Regions from separate parts of the Homo sapiens genome. Here region 1 is linked to region 2. A link is a contact called in ENCODE Hi-C or POLR2A ChIA-PET data. All regions are on one chromosome and are shown on one strand. Each heading gives the region's core, a stretch centred on a gene start or an enhancer-like site at or near the end of the contact. The rest is flanking DNA. Distances are from core to core; before and after follow the strand shown. Region 1 has its middle 42 kb from the start of BHLHE40-AS1. Region 2 overlaps SUMF1 (sulfatase modifying factor 1).

Evidence for each region. A loop is a pair of places that touch in the nucleus more often than their neighbours do. ChIA-PET counts read pairs that join two places held with the same protein, here RNA polymerase II (POLR2A). Pooled maps may share reads with other maps.
Region 1: a loop to region 2 is called in a map of PC-3, with 4 times the contacts of the local background. The contact joins two enhancer-like sites. A Hi-C loop is called at or near these places in 1 of 168 maps with a recorded cell type or tissue (PC-3) and 4 of 50 pooled maps. POLR2A ChIA-PET finds 5 or more read pairs at or near these places in 1 of 52 experiments (CD8-positive, alpha-beta memory T cell).

Annotation. Positions count from the first base shown.
Region 1 is chr3:5,018,658-5,025,691 of GRCh38, forward strand. No RefSeq gene overlaps it. Among named protein-coding and RNA genes, the nearest start is that of BHLHE40-AS1, 42 kb to the left of the region's middle. RefSeq lists a cis regulatory region at 3,172-3,370 and enhancers at 4,063-5,262, 4,710-5,079. Within about 2 kb of position 4,739, at least 18 of the 41 ENCODE cell types and tissues checked have a DNase peak (open chromatin) inside an H3K27ac peak, as active enhancers do; they include PC-3, where a contact is called at or near this core.
Region 2 is chr3:4,420,066-4,426,754 of GRCh38, forward strand. SUMF1 (sulfatase modifying factor 1) reads right to left here. Exons shown (of 9, transcript NM_182760.4): 4 at 1-81. Among named protein-coding and RNA genes, the nearest start is that of SUMF1, 44 kb to the right of the region's middle. RefSeq lists a silencer at 1,250-1,299. Within about 2 kb of position 1,251, at least 4 of the 41 ENCODE cell types and tissues checked have a DNase peak (open chromatin) inside an H3K27ac peak, as active enhancers do; they include PC-3, where a contact is called at or near this core.

The DNA.
Region 1 (7,034 bases), core at 3,489-5,988, 600 kb after region 2:
GTCAATAAAATAATCTCAGAGATGGTGGCGATGTTTCTAGATGAGACTTTCTCAACCTTGGCACTACTGACATTTGGGGCTGGATACATTCTTGGTGATAAGGGGGTGTCCTGGACACTATGGAATGTTTAGCACTATCTCTGGCCTCTACCCATTACATGCCAGTAGCAACCCCACTACTTATGGCAACCAAGCCAAAAACATTTCAGACATTGCCAAATATCCCTGGAGTGCCAGCATTACCCCTGCCTGGTTCAGAACCACTGCTCTAAACCAGAGCTGTTCACTAAAAATATAATGTGGCCAGGCCTGGAGGCTCATGCCTGGAGGCTCATGCCTGTAATCCCAGCACGTGGGGAGACTGAGACAGGAGGATCACTTGAGCTCAGGAGTCGGAGACCAGCGTGGGTAACATAGGGAGACCCCATCTCCACAAAATATAAAAAAATTTGCCAAGCATGGTGGTGAGTGCCTGTAGTCCCAGCGACTCAGGAGACTGAGATGGGAGGGAGGATCCTTTGACTCCAGAATATTGAGGCTGCAGAGAGCAATGACCATGCTACTGCACTCTAGCCTGGGTGACAGTGAGACCCTGTCTCAAAAAAAAAAAAAAATACAAGCCACATGCATGATTTTACATTTTCTAGTAGCCACATTAGAAAAGAAAAAAGACACGGTTAAAATAGATTTTTAAAAAATCTATTTGATTTTACCTCAAATATTATTTCAACATGTAATTCATATAAAGAATTATTAATGAGATATGTTATGTTCTTTTGTTCTTACAACATCTTCAAAATCTGGTGTGTATTTCACACTCACAGCACATCTCAATTAGGATAGCGCGACTCTAGACCACCCAGCCCCGCTGCCTGTGTGAGGAGTGGAAGCGCGTGCTGTCGTAAGTTCATCAGAAAGACAGCCTCAACCTGGAGCCTCGCTGGCTGTTCAAAGTGTTGTCTCAGACTAGCAGCCCCGGAGCTTGTCAGATGGCAGGATCTCGGGCCCCGCCCAAGAACTGCTGAATCAGAATTTGCCTTTGAACAAGGGAATTTGTGGGCGCATTGTAGTTTAAGAAGAACCGGGTGAGGAAGTCAGAATGTTCAGGGGCCAGGCATCTTGGGAGGGACTCAAGTCCATAAAATGAAATTGTTCTGTTGGTAGACACCGCATCTTCCTGTTAACTAACTCTAGTCTCAGTTTTCCCATCTCTAGAATGGGGATTATTCATACTCTTTCTCGGGGCTGATGGTATTTAATAAGTGTGAACTCATCACCATGCCCCCTTTCCTCTCTGGCCACAGCTCCCCCTTTATCTCACAAAAGCCTTCCTGGACTCGGACTTTCTGAATGTTGTGCCCTACGTTGAGGATGGGGTGAAGAGGAGGCAGTTTCTGCTACCAGGGATGCTACCCCAAGAGGGAAGACCCTGAGCCCAACTGCAGTGCCCACCTGGGTGGGGGAACCCATGTGGAGCGGCCTGAGGGGCCTGGGCATGGGGTGCGGCTCCCACACCAAACAGGGCATGTGGCCATGTGGAGAATGACCTGCACACGCTCACACATTGTACAAGGTGTGGGTGAAGTGGTGGCTCTGTCACTTAGGAGGACTTCCTGTTCCCAAGGCCAGAACATTCTATAAAAATCATTAAGGAGTTAGAGGTTCTCTGTTTGCTCACCCTCGGCAAGTTCCTCACCCAGCAAGACTATGTTGTGAAGTCCTACCCTTGCGTCTGCCGAGGGGACCCCCACCACCACCAGCCCAGCATCTGGAAGAAGCCTGACTCTCCCTTTGGAGTGCCAGTTCCTCTTGATTTCTAGTTCCGACATGTCCAAAATGGAAGGTGCTTATCTCCAAACCCCATGGCTCAGCCTGGCGCTCACTTCCCTCGCCTTTCATCAGGGCTTGGGCAGGCTCCCCAAGTAGGCAGGAGGGGGTGAAACAAAGGTCAGGTGAGGGCTGAAGCCAAAACAGTGTGGAGAGAAAAGGGTGCCCCTGCCACTGCCCCACCTCAGTCAGAGCTGGCACATGAGTTAAACAGATTAGGAAAACTTCACGCAGAGACTGATGGGTACAGAGGCATGAATTGGAGTGGGAGGAATCCCAAGTACCTTGGTTTCCCCCTTCCCAGTGAGCTAGAACATGATCTTGGTCAAGCCGGAGTGCTGATGTAGGGGCCATGGCCGGGGGTTCCTCTAGGGGTGGCAGTCATGCTTATGAGGGTGAGTGCTTTAAAAATGACTAGAGCCCCAGTGTTTATCCTGTTATGATTCAGAAATACCACCTTGGACCAGGTAAGGACTTCAAAAAGAGGGGGAAAAAATGGGCCGGGTGCAGTGGCTCAAGCCTGTAATCCCACCACTTTGGGAGGCTGAGGCGGGCATATCATTTGAGGTCAGGAGTTCAAGACCAGCCTGGCCAACATGGTGAAACCCTGTCTCTACTAAAAATACAAAAATTAGCCAGTCACGGTGGAGGGCGCCTGTAATCCCAGCTGTTCGGGAGGCTGAGGCAGGAGAATCGCTTGAACATGGGAAGTGGAGGTTGCAGTGAGCTGAGATCGCGCCACTGCACTACAGCCTGGATGACGGAGTGAGTCCCTGTCCAAAAAAAAAGGGCAGGTGGGGGGAAGAAAGAGAAGGAAAAAAAGGAAGGAAGGAAAGAAAGAAGGAAGGAAGGGAAGGAAGGAAGGAGAAAGCTAGGACCTTTTGAAGTGCCCAAAGAAAGAAAAAGATGGAGGAAAGTAAGAAAAGAAGTGAGTGGAAGAACGGATGAAGGGAACTAGATTGATTGCATAGCTAATATGTTGTGGGCGTTTCACTGTTTCAGTATTTTTCCTTTTCCTCCTCTTCTGCCACTTTCTTCTTCTCCATGTCATGTCCATTTTTCAGGCATGGAGAGGGAAGGTCAGAGAGGCTGCCTTGAGTCAGAGCACCCTGGGTTGGAGTGTCCCTAGCTAGCTTAGTGACCTTGAGGAGGTCACTTAATCTGTCTGATCTTCAGCTTCCTCATCTATAAGAAGGAGAAAATAACTCTTTTGCAGAGCTGTGGAGTAACGAGATTAATATATGTAACACCTAGCACATGCCGAGCGCTCAAAACATGCTAGTTACCCGCACGGTTACTTTTAAGTAAGTTGCCCAAGGCCACACAGCTAATGAAGAGCCGACATTTTGACTCAGGCCTGTTGAGTCCAGAGCGCTCGTATTCCACCACATCAGACTGACTCACTAGGTAGTGACAAATCAGGAAAGTGCCACATAAACTATAAACCCTCTCTCCCACAGGCATACATTTGCACAGAGGGAGTGACACCCATTGTTTTTGCCTGCCCAGCAACCATTCCTTTTTATTCTGGAAACATCATCTTATGGCTTTAACACCATCTCCAGGTCTAGGGAGGAATATGTGACTCAAGCCAGGCTGGCCAGGGTTAATCCTGATATTTTTGTTGAGAAGAAAGATCTCTTTCTAATGAGGTTGTTAAGCTCACAAAAGGTAAGACTAGAGCTACTGGGACAATTCCTTGTCATCTTATAGGCAGGCAGAGCTGAAAGATTAAAAAAACAACAAATCTCTAACACTAGCATTTGGGCACCTGGAAACAGCTATGCCTGAAGCCATCAGCTGGATCTTTTTTTTCCCCCTGTAGCTAATTTGAATCCAGTTTCTGTCTTGCAACTAAGAGTCCTCACTGACTAATTTGAGGCTTGCCTGATACCGAGGCTCATGTACCTTAAACCATCCCAGATTGACTCAACAGTATAGAGCCTAAAGAGAAAAAAGGAAAAACAAATAAAGCAAATACTTTCTCTTTCTCATTTCCTTTCATCTTATATAGATATGGTACCTCTGCTAACAATTGCTGGATGAGTGTACAAACATGTCCAAGACAATCCCTTCACATTACTACTTGTTAATGATCTCATTACCTGCATAAACATCATGATTCTTTGTGTCAGTATCATAGTTGTCCGTATCAAACCTGTGTCAATTCCATGAAAATATATCAAGCTCCATTTCTGGTGCCCCTTTGAGAAAACTAGAGTTGGTGAGACATAAGTAAGAATATACATTTTTCTTTTTCTTTTTTTTTTTTTTGAGATGGAGTTTCCCTTTTGTCACCCACGCTGGAGTATAGTGGCACAATCTCGGCTCACTGCAACCTCTGCCTCCTGGGTTCAAGCGATTCTCCTGCTTCAGCCTCCTGAGTATCTGGGATTACAGGCCTGTGCCACCACACCTGGCTAATTTTGTATTTTTAGCAGAGACAGGGTTTCACCATGTTGGCCAGGCTGGTCTCGAACTCTTGACCTCAAGTGACCCACCCACTTTGGCCTCCCAAAGTGCTGGGATTACAGGCGTGAGGCACTGTGCCCGCCCGAGAATCTGTGTTTTTCACTCATAGTTTGGGATTGTTCTTGCAGCTGAATACCTCTGAAATAATAATCAATGAATATTTCATTCAATAAATATTTACTATCCTCTTCCGTGTGCCAGTCTCCTAAGTTGTCTTAGGATAATAATTATTATCCTAAATCATCCCATTACTTCTTAGATATTTAGCATTCCAACAAACAGAAAACGAGCTCTCTCCTCTCCCTTCCCAAGGGTTTATGTCTTTCATCTCCTCCTTGGCTATCCAGGTTTCGACCTCGGAGTTGGCTTTAGCTGCTGGAGCCTTCCTGAACCCATCTGTTGGGATATTGAGTCACTGAGTCATAAAGAGGAATGTTTCTCACTAAACATCACACCAGAACAGATAGACTTCCAGCTGAGCCAGCTGGTGACCTGGCCGCCCCTGAGTGGAGAAAATGGGAGACGTGGGAGTTGGAAGGCACACCACGCAGACGGTCACCTCATGGTGACGTCACCTGCCAAACCGGTGACTCACCTCCCAATTCTCCCCTCTACCAGCCATATCTTGCTCACTTGGAATACCTGAGGGGAATACCAGCCTCCTGTGTTTAGTGAAAACACACGCTCGTGAGCTATTTTTTAAAGGCATGATGTTTTCTTGCTTTCAAGTGCAGGCCTGGGTTAAGACTGCTTCTGCTTTAATAAGTACCCAGGAGTCTGCTTTTAAAGAAAGACTTGGATAAGCATGGGGATTGCTATGTGGGTTACCTTTTTTTTCTTAAAATTTTTCATTGTAGTAAAATATGCATAACACATAATTTACCATTTTAACTTTTTTTTTTTTGGAGACAGAATTTCCTCTGTTACTGAAGCTAGAGTGCAGTGGTGTGATCACCGTTCATCGCAGCCTCACCCTCTAGGGCTCAATCAATCCTCCCACCTCAGCCTCCCACGAAGCTGGGACTACAGGCATGTGCCCCGACACCCAGCTAATTTTTTTTATTTTTTGGAGAGATGGGGTTTCACTATGCTGCTCAGGCTGGTCTCAAACTCCTGGGCTCAAGCGATCCACCCATGTCAGCCTCCCAAAATCCTGGGACTACAGGCGTGAGCCACCTTTTAACCATTTTTAAGTGCACAATTCAGAGGCATTAAGTACATTCACAACGTTGTGCAACCATCACTACCCATTCCTAGAGCTTGTTCAGCATCCCTTCAATTCATCACCAATTAAATTGTTCATTGAATTCTAATCAAACGAGAACTCCCCACTCCTCTCTCCCTCCAGCCCCCGGTACCTCTACTCTACTTCTGTATGTATAAATTTGTCTAGTCTAGGTGTTCCATATAAGTGGAATCATACAATACCGTCCTTTTGTGTCTGACTTATTTTACTTGGCATCATGTCTTCAACATTCATCATATTGTAGCACTTACCAGAATTTCATTCCTTTTTAAGGCTGAATAATATTTCATTGTATGTACATACTAGATTTAGTTTATCCATTCATTTATTGTTTTCACATCTCAGCTATTGTGGGTAGTTTACTTTCGAGTCCCTAAAGATCATTTGTTCTCTTTACTAGTTAGAAATTCTTCTTTAGAAAGATTCTCAGAGTTCACCTGTAGACTGGGACTAAGATGACCAGTTCTAACTACTTCTCAGGGGTATTGTGAAGATAAAGTTAACTCCTGGGTAGGAAAATGCTTTATAAATACTAAAATGTGTCTACGGTCATACTATCCTGAATGCACCCTATCTCGTCTAAATTCTAAAACGCCCCACAAAAATATTTTTACTTTGTTTGTACTATTTGCTTAGCTTTTCCCCGCAAGCAGAAAAAAAAAAAAAAAAAAAGAGAGAACACGACCCTAGGCTCCTTTCAAATTATAATAAAATCTAGACGGAAATGGTCCAAATGAATGAGGTTTTCCTGGGATGTTTGTATACACTGCAGTCTCTCCATTCTTTCCAAAGCCGAGTACAAGTGCATTAAGTGCTTACATGGACCAGGACGCTATTCTGCTCATTACTGAGCATTAATTTACAGCTCTGGGACATGGACAAGTTACTTCGCCTCTGTGCCTCGGTCTCTTCATCTGCAATGTAGGGACCAAAGTGATAGAACTGACCTCATAGGGTTGTTGTATCAAATGAGGTAATAATGGTAGTGGCTTTGGCACAGCGTTTGGCATACAGTAGGCCTCAATGCTAGTTGCATTGCTGTTATTATGTGTTTCTTATTTGGAATTACTTTTATCCTCATCTCACATTTTTAACACATAATTCAAGATTAAATGCATGGTCTTAAAAATGCACTAAAAAAGCATCAATTCCAAAGAAAAAGGGCCATGTCTGTCATGTTAATTGATGTTTTGCAAGGCTGCCTGGTAATGGTACAGACTTCTAGTTTAGGACTCAGATTTGATTTTACTTCCCAGCTGGTCTCACATTAACTGGGTATTCTACTCTGTAAAATGGGGATAACACCTACCTCATAAGGTTGTGTTGAAGCCACAAGTTCATGCCCGTGCAGCTTTGCAAGGCTTAATACGTGCTGGCTAGCGCTGTTATTATCCGTCTCTCTTCACCTGGCACGCTCGGGGTACTCAGGAAATACTTGCCAAAAGTAATTAAAACAAACATTGCAGCCGGGTGTGGTGGGTCGCACCTG
Region 2 (6,689 bases), core at 1-2,500:
GTGCAGAATAGTAGAGTCAGGCCCTTCTGGGTGTCTCCAGTTAGCGCCTTTCACAGGTAACCACCAGGGAGCAGCTGCAACCTCAAAGCAACCCAGAACAGGCTGATGTTAGCTACTAACATCAACTCTAGAAAAATATCAACTCAGTACATGCAGCAAAAATCTCAATGTCTTCAACTTCCATTTGGATTACCAAACAAATACATTTGCCAGAATACCAAAATAAAGACTTATATGTAAATAAATCTTTAACAAAAAAAGTATTACTTCATATCATAAAGCCTCACAGCAAACAAATACATATGTATTTAAATGGTGTATATCTATAAGAATTTTTTTTTTTTTTTTGAGATGGAGTCTCGCTCTGTCGCCCAGGCTGGAGTGCAGGGGTTGCAATCTTGGCTCACTGCAACCTCCGCCTCCCAGGTTCAACCGATTCTCCTGCCTCAGCTTCCCGAGTAGCTGGGACTACAGGCACGTGCCAGCAAGCCCAGCGAATTTTTTGTATTTTTACTAGAGACAGGGTTTCACTCTGTTAGCCAGGATGGTCTCGATCTCCTGACCTTGTGATCCGCCCGCCTCGGCCTCCCAAAGTGCTGGGATTACAGGAGTGAGCCACCACACCCGGCCTCTGTAAGAATTTTTAAAAAGTGCATGGCTAGCCAATCCTCTATAATCTCTAACAAGTGAGACAGGTAGTGCTGCTCCTATTTAAAAGATGAGGAAACAGAGTTAACCCTACAATTAAATGTGAGGCTAAAGGTCAACCATGGTGGTCAGAGATCAAGCTGAAGCACAGAAGAAAAAATGGGGTGTATTTTCAAAAGACCCCGATTCAACTTCCAACCCAACATTAGCTGGGTGACCCTGGGCAAGTTCACTACTTGTCTGGACCCTCCTAGTCCTTGTCTGTGAAATGGGAGCACACCCACCTGCCTCACCTAACTCAGAATACAGAGGTCAAGTGAGGTAAGATTGGAAAATGCTCAGCAAACAGTAACTAGAACCTTAACTCCTACTTTATGGTTCTGTTAACCAAAATAACAACAGTCAGGAGTCCTCATTTAGTGAGTGGTTTAGTTAGGAACACAGGCTTTGGAGCCAGTCAAAATGAGATTTGAATCATGGCTCTGCTGTTCACGGTGTGACCCTAGGCAACTTATTTAACCTCTTTCCCCAAGCCTGTTTTCTCATGTGGGGATACAGATAGTAACAGCACCTATATCTTGGGTTATTACAAGGAGGAAATATAATACGCATACAGGACTTATGACTATGCCCTTAGCAACTGAGGTTAATGACTCAGCAAGCACTCAGTAAAGGGAACCAGTCTCACTATGGCCCCATGACACTCAGTCACAAGGAGAGCCACAAAAACTAATCATTGTTGCTAATACTAGCTAAAGAACAGATGTTGCAAATGATTCTTTTTGAGACAGGGTCTCACCCTGTCCCCTAGGCTGGAGAACAGTGGCACGGTCATGGCTCACTGCAGCCTTGACCTCCTCAGCTCAAGTGATCCTCCCGCCTCACCATCCCAAGTACCTGGGACCACAGGTGTGCGCCACAATGCCCAGCTAAATTTTTTGTATTTTTTTGTAGAGATGGGGTTTTGCCATGTTGCCCAGGCTGGTCTTGAACTACTGGGCTCCAGTGATCCCTGCCCAACTTGGCCTCCCAAGGTGCTGGGATTACAGGTGTAAGCTACTGCACCTGGCCTGCAAATGATTCTTCTAATACAAATACAAATACAAAAGAAAGTGACTCAAGGTTATCCCCACAACAATGTTACTCTTTGATTGTTTTCATCCTTTTGAGCTTGTCTGAGTAGAAGTTAAGGGAGAATATGTCCCTGCTAACAATTACAGCAATCACTGAAAACACCAAGCCCCATTCTTGTTCATTCTCTTTTCACATCAACACAATCAGAACATTCATGATATCTCAATCACAATTTGATGGGAAAACCCAATTTTTAAAATATTTCAACAAAAGAAGGCATTAGGTCCTTAAATGACACTATAGCAAGGTGTTTTATTTTACAGAGAACAGGGGAGTGAAGAGGCATGGCTTCTTTCTATTTCATTTGTGGCGCTGTAGAAGTTCCTCTGGGGGCTGTTCTCACTGACTGGGCTGTGCAGGTTTAGGTGCCCATGACAGGTAATTCATTCAGTGTCAAGGGAGGAGCTGCAGTGAAAGCTCAGGTCAGCCCACACTTGTGTTTCAGGAGGATCCTCAGATCATTCTTCCAACTCTACCCTGTCCCCAACACTAAGCACCACCACCAGAAGGTTCTAGTTCTTAAATTAAAAAATAAAAATAAAAAAGCTTAAAAGAATGACAAAATATAGCAATATGTTAACCTCCATGAATGACTTTTCTTCTCATACCCTTTTGTGTCTTAAAATATTTCATCATTAGTGATTTAAAAAAAAAAAAAAACATGATTTGTTTGTCCATTCTACTACTAATGGGTATTTGGGTAGTTTCCAGTTTGGGGCTATTATGAATAGTACTGCTTCTATCAATATTCTTAAAAGAGTTTGTGGCTTTTGGCAAATATATGTACGCATTTCTGCCGACAGTACATGGTGGAGTGGAACAGCTGAGTCCTAGAATACACATGTGCACAGCTTTAGTAGAGGCAAACACAAGCCTTAAACAGGAGAAGGCCCCTGCCATTTCCTACCCTCTTTTCTTCCTTTTTTTTTTTAAAAAAAATTATGTATTTATTTTTTAACTTTTTATTTCCATAGGTTTCTGAGGAACAGGTGGTATTTGGTTACATGTGTAAGTGCTTTGGTGGTGATTTGTGAGATTTTGGTGCACCCATCTCCTAAGCAGTATACACTGAACCCAATTTGTAGTCTTTTATCACTTCCCCTGAGTCCCCAAAGTCCGTTGTGCCATTCTTATGCCTTTGCATCCTCATAGCTTAGCTCCCACTTATAAGTGAGAACATATGTTGTTTGGTTTTCCATTCCTGAGTTACTTCACTTAGAATAATGGAAAGAGCGTGGAGATTCCCTAAGGAACTAAAAGTAGAACTACCACTTGATCCAGCAATCCCACTACTGGGTATCTACCCAGAGGAAGTCATTACATGAAAAAGATACTTGCACACACATGTTTATAGCAGCATAATTCACAATTGCAAAAATGTGGAACCAACCCAAATGCCCACCAATCAACAAGTGAATAAAGAAACTGTGATACACACACACACACACACACACACACACACACACACAATGGAATACTACTCAGCCATAAAAGAATGAATTAACGGCATTCACAGCAACCTGGATGGGATTGGAGCCTACCCCTTTTTCAAAGGGGAGCTTTCCCTCAAGTCAGTTTATGTATAGAAGTCCCTAGGGCTTCTCTCTAGTGACCTCTCAGCCCATACTCTTCTACTCTCCTTTTCCTCTCAATTCAATCTGGTTACAAATGTTTATTGAGCACCGACTGTATGGCTAGCACTGAACCTGATTCTTGGAGGGGATCTACAAGTCCCAGGAATCCTCAGAGTATGACTGAAGACAATTGGTATATTAAATAGTTTTAAAAGTATTTATTTTACATATAATAATTGATATAGTTTATATATTTATCCCCACTCAAATCTCATGTTGAAATATTAATATAATCCCCAATATTGGAGGTGGCGCCTGGTGGGAGGTCTTTGGATCACTGGGGCAGAACCCTTATGAATTGCTTGGGCCGTCCCCTTGGTGATGAGTGAGCTCTCACTGTGTCACAGGAGATCTGGTCAAAAGTGTATGGCGCCTCCCTCCACCTCACTCTCTTGCTCCTGCTTTCACCATGTGAAGCGCCTGCTCCCACTTCGTCTTCTGCCATGATCGAAAGGCCTGAGGCCTCCCCAAAAGCTGATACCAGAGCTACGTTTCCTGTATAGCCTGCAAAACCATGAGCCAAACAGACCTCTTTCTTTATGAACTACCCAGCCTCAGGTATTTCTTTATAGCAATTGCAGGAACAGCTTAATACAAAAATTAATTCCTCAGTTGCAATAATTGGCATAGAAAATGTGCAATTAGTCATCTCATTTTCCTTGATAAATGTCTCTAAAATTCAAATTGATGGGTCCAGATATCACCCTACACATATTAGTACTATAGTTTTTTTATCTCCTTCCACCCGCTACCCCACCCTCTGCTATACACACACCTACTCACTCACACTTTCTCTCATTCTAGACACCCGCTTTTCTTTTTTCCCAGCAACTATTCTTTCTGAAATCTTTCATGCTACCCTAGCAACCCAAAACACACTACTTACTTAACGTCATGGAGCTATATGATGATCACCAATCTCAATGAGGTGCACGGTAAGATGGAAAAAACACGTGAACACACTGTGGCCAAAGCATGAGAAAGAGGACACCACGACAACACTATCCTTGACCAAAGGCCGCAACCTAGTGTTTTGGTCCAAAATAGTAAGACCTGAAGCAAGTATGCAAAGATATATGTATAGTAAATCTAGACATAATATAGTTTCTAACTTAAAATTACAAAATAACCCAACTGTCCTTGGTGTCCATGAAAAAAGGAATACTATACGGCTAGTTATCAAAATACACTCTGACATGGAAATATGAAAATAATATACTGTCATAAAGGTAACCTATAGAATACACATTTGATTCCGTTTCTATAAAATGTATGCATAACAATGTTTGTTAGTATCATCAGGAAAAAAATGTCTGGAAGAATATACATAAACTTAACATAAGCGAAGGATCAGGAGAGTACTATTAGACATTTTTAGAATGAGTGTATGTCACTATCACAGGTTTTCTCAACCTCAGCACTGCTGCTATTTTAGGCCAAATACCTTGTTATGGGAGACTGTCTTATGTATTGCAGGATGTTTAGCAGTGTCTCTGACCTCTACCCACCAGATGCCAGTTGCATCCTTCTTCTCCCATGCCAACTGCGGCAGACAAAAATGTCTCCAGACATTGCTAAATGTCCTCTGAGGAGAGCAAATTATCTACTGTATTATGATAATTAGGGAAAAAAAGATTACTCTTCTTAAATATTAATACACAGTTTATAGTAGCATAGTGGTAAGAGTATCTGACCCTGGAGTCAAGCTGCCTAAGCTTGAACAACAGTATCACCTTTTACAAGCTACAAGATCTTCAGCTGCTTATTTAACCCCTTCAGGCCTCAGCTTACTCATCTGCAAAGTGGGGATAAAATAATACTATCTACTTCCTGGGGATGTTATAAGGATTAAATTTAAAAATACATGTAAAGTGCTTAGAAAAGTACCTGGTACAGAGTATTAGCTGTCATTATTACTACTATTCATTTATGTTATTACATGTTACAATATTCTCTTAGAGCTTTCAGAGAACATATATTCTAATTAGTGAAAATCTACCCCCATATCTGTTCAGCTTGAGCCCCCTCCACCCACCAGTTCACCCTTTTCAGAGTACTGATCAACTGAGAAAAGTGACCAAGAGCTAAGGGGTGAAGGAAGTATTGGAACATGTGTCACTTCCAAAGACTTCTCAAGAAGATGTACCATCTTCCATCACAGTCATGATGTGAGAACCATCTACACATAAACTAACCCACTCTCTAAAGCAAGCAGCACCATGAGGGTAGGGCAAGGGGAGTGTATTAGTCCATTCTCATGCTGCTAATAAAGACATACCTGAAACTGGGTAATTTATAAAGGAAAGAAGTTTAATTGTCTCACATTCCACATGACTGTGGAGGTCTCACAATCATGGCGTGGTGGAAGGTAAAGGGGCAGCAAAGGCACGCCTTACATGGCAGCAGGCAAGAGGGCAAGAGAGCATGTGCAGGGGAACTCCCTTTTATAAAACCATCACCATGTGATCTCAGAGATCACATCAGATCTCATGAGACTTCACTCTCACAAGAACAGTGTGGGAAAAACCCAGCCCCATGATTCAATCACCTACCACCGGGTCCCTCCCATGACACGTAAAGATTATGGGAGCTACAATTCATTCAAGATGAGATTTAGTTGGGGACACAGCCAAACCATATCAGGGAGGGTGTGAGGGGTAAACAGAATACAGGAGGTATCCACATTCCTCAACCTCCAAACTTCAGAAAGCTTGGGCCCCTGTAAGGGAACCAAACTACACACTTGTCTGTCTGTAAGACAGATCATAAGTCACCACTGTGATGGTCAGATGCAGAGTCAGAAACCATTTTCCCATTTCACACATGAAGAAGGAGAGACAAGTAATCAAAGTCACCCCACAACTGAGGACTGACGAAATCAGAGGTAGGGCCTTATTCATCCTGCGCAAGTTTCCCTTGGAATGTCAAATATTTTCTGGTCAAATTTAGGGCAAATCCCATCCAAACTCACTAGACGTTTTCCTTTTCCAAGTGTCACTGTTTCTAAACATTTCAAATAACTTGTTCTTGAACTCCTGATTCTGTCTTGAAAATAAGTGCTATTCTACTAGGTTTAGGAACTTAACAAAACAAACAACTTTTAAGAGTCATATATTAGGCATTTCATCAAGGCTATACTGCAGATTGTGACATCTATAATTCCTTTTAACAGGAATAGTGTTCAGGTGTGTTGTTTACAGAGCAGAAGCAGCAGCATGAGTGGACTGGCATCTATGATAAACCTCAACCTAAAAAGAGACAATTTTTTTTGGA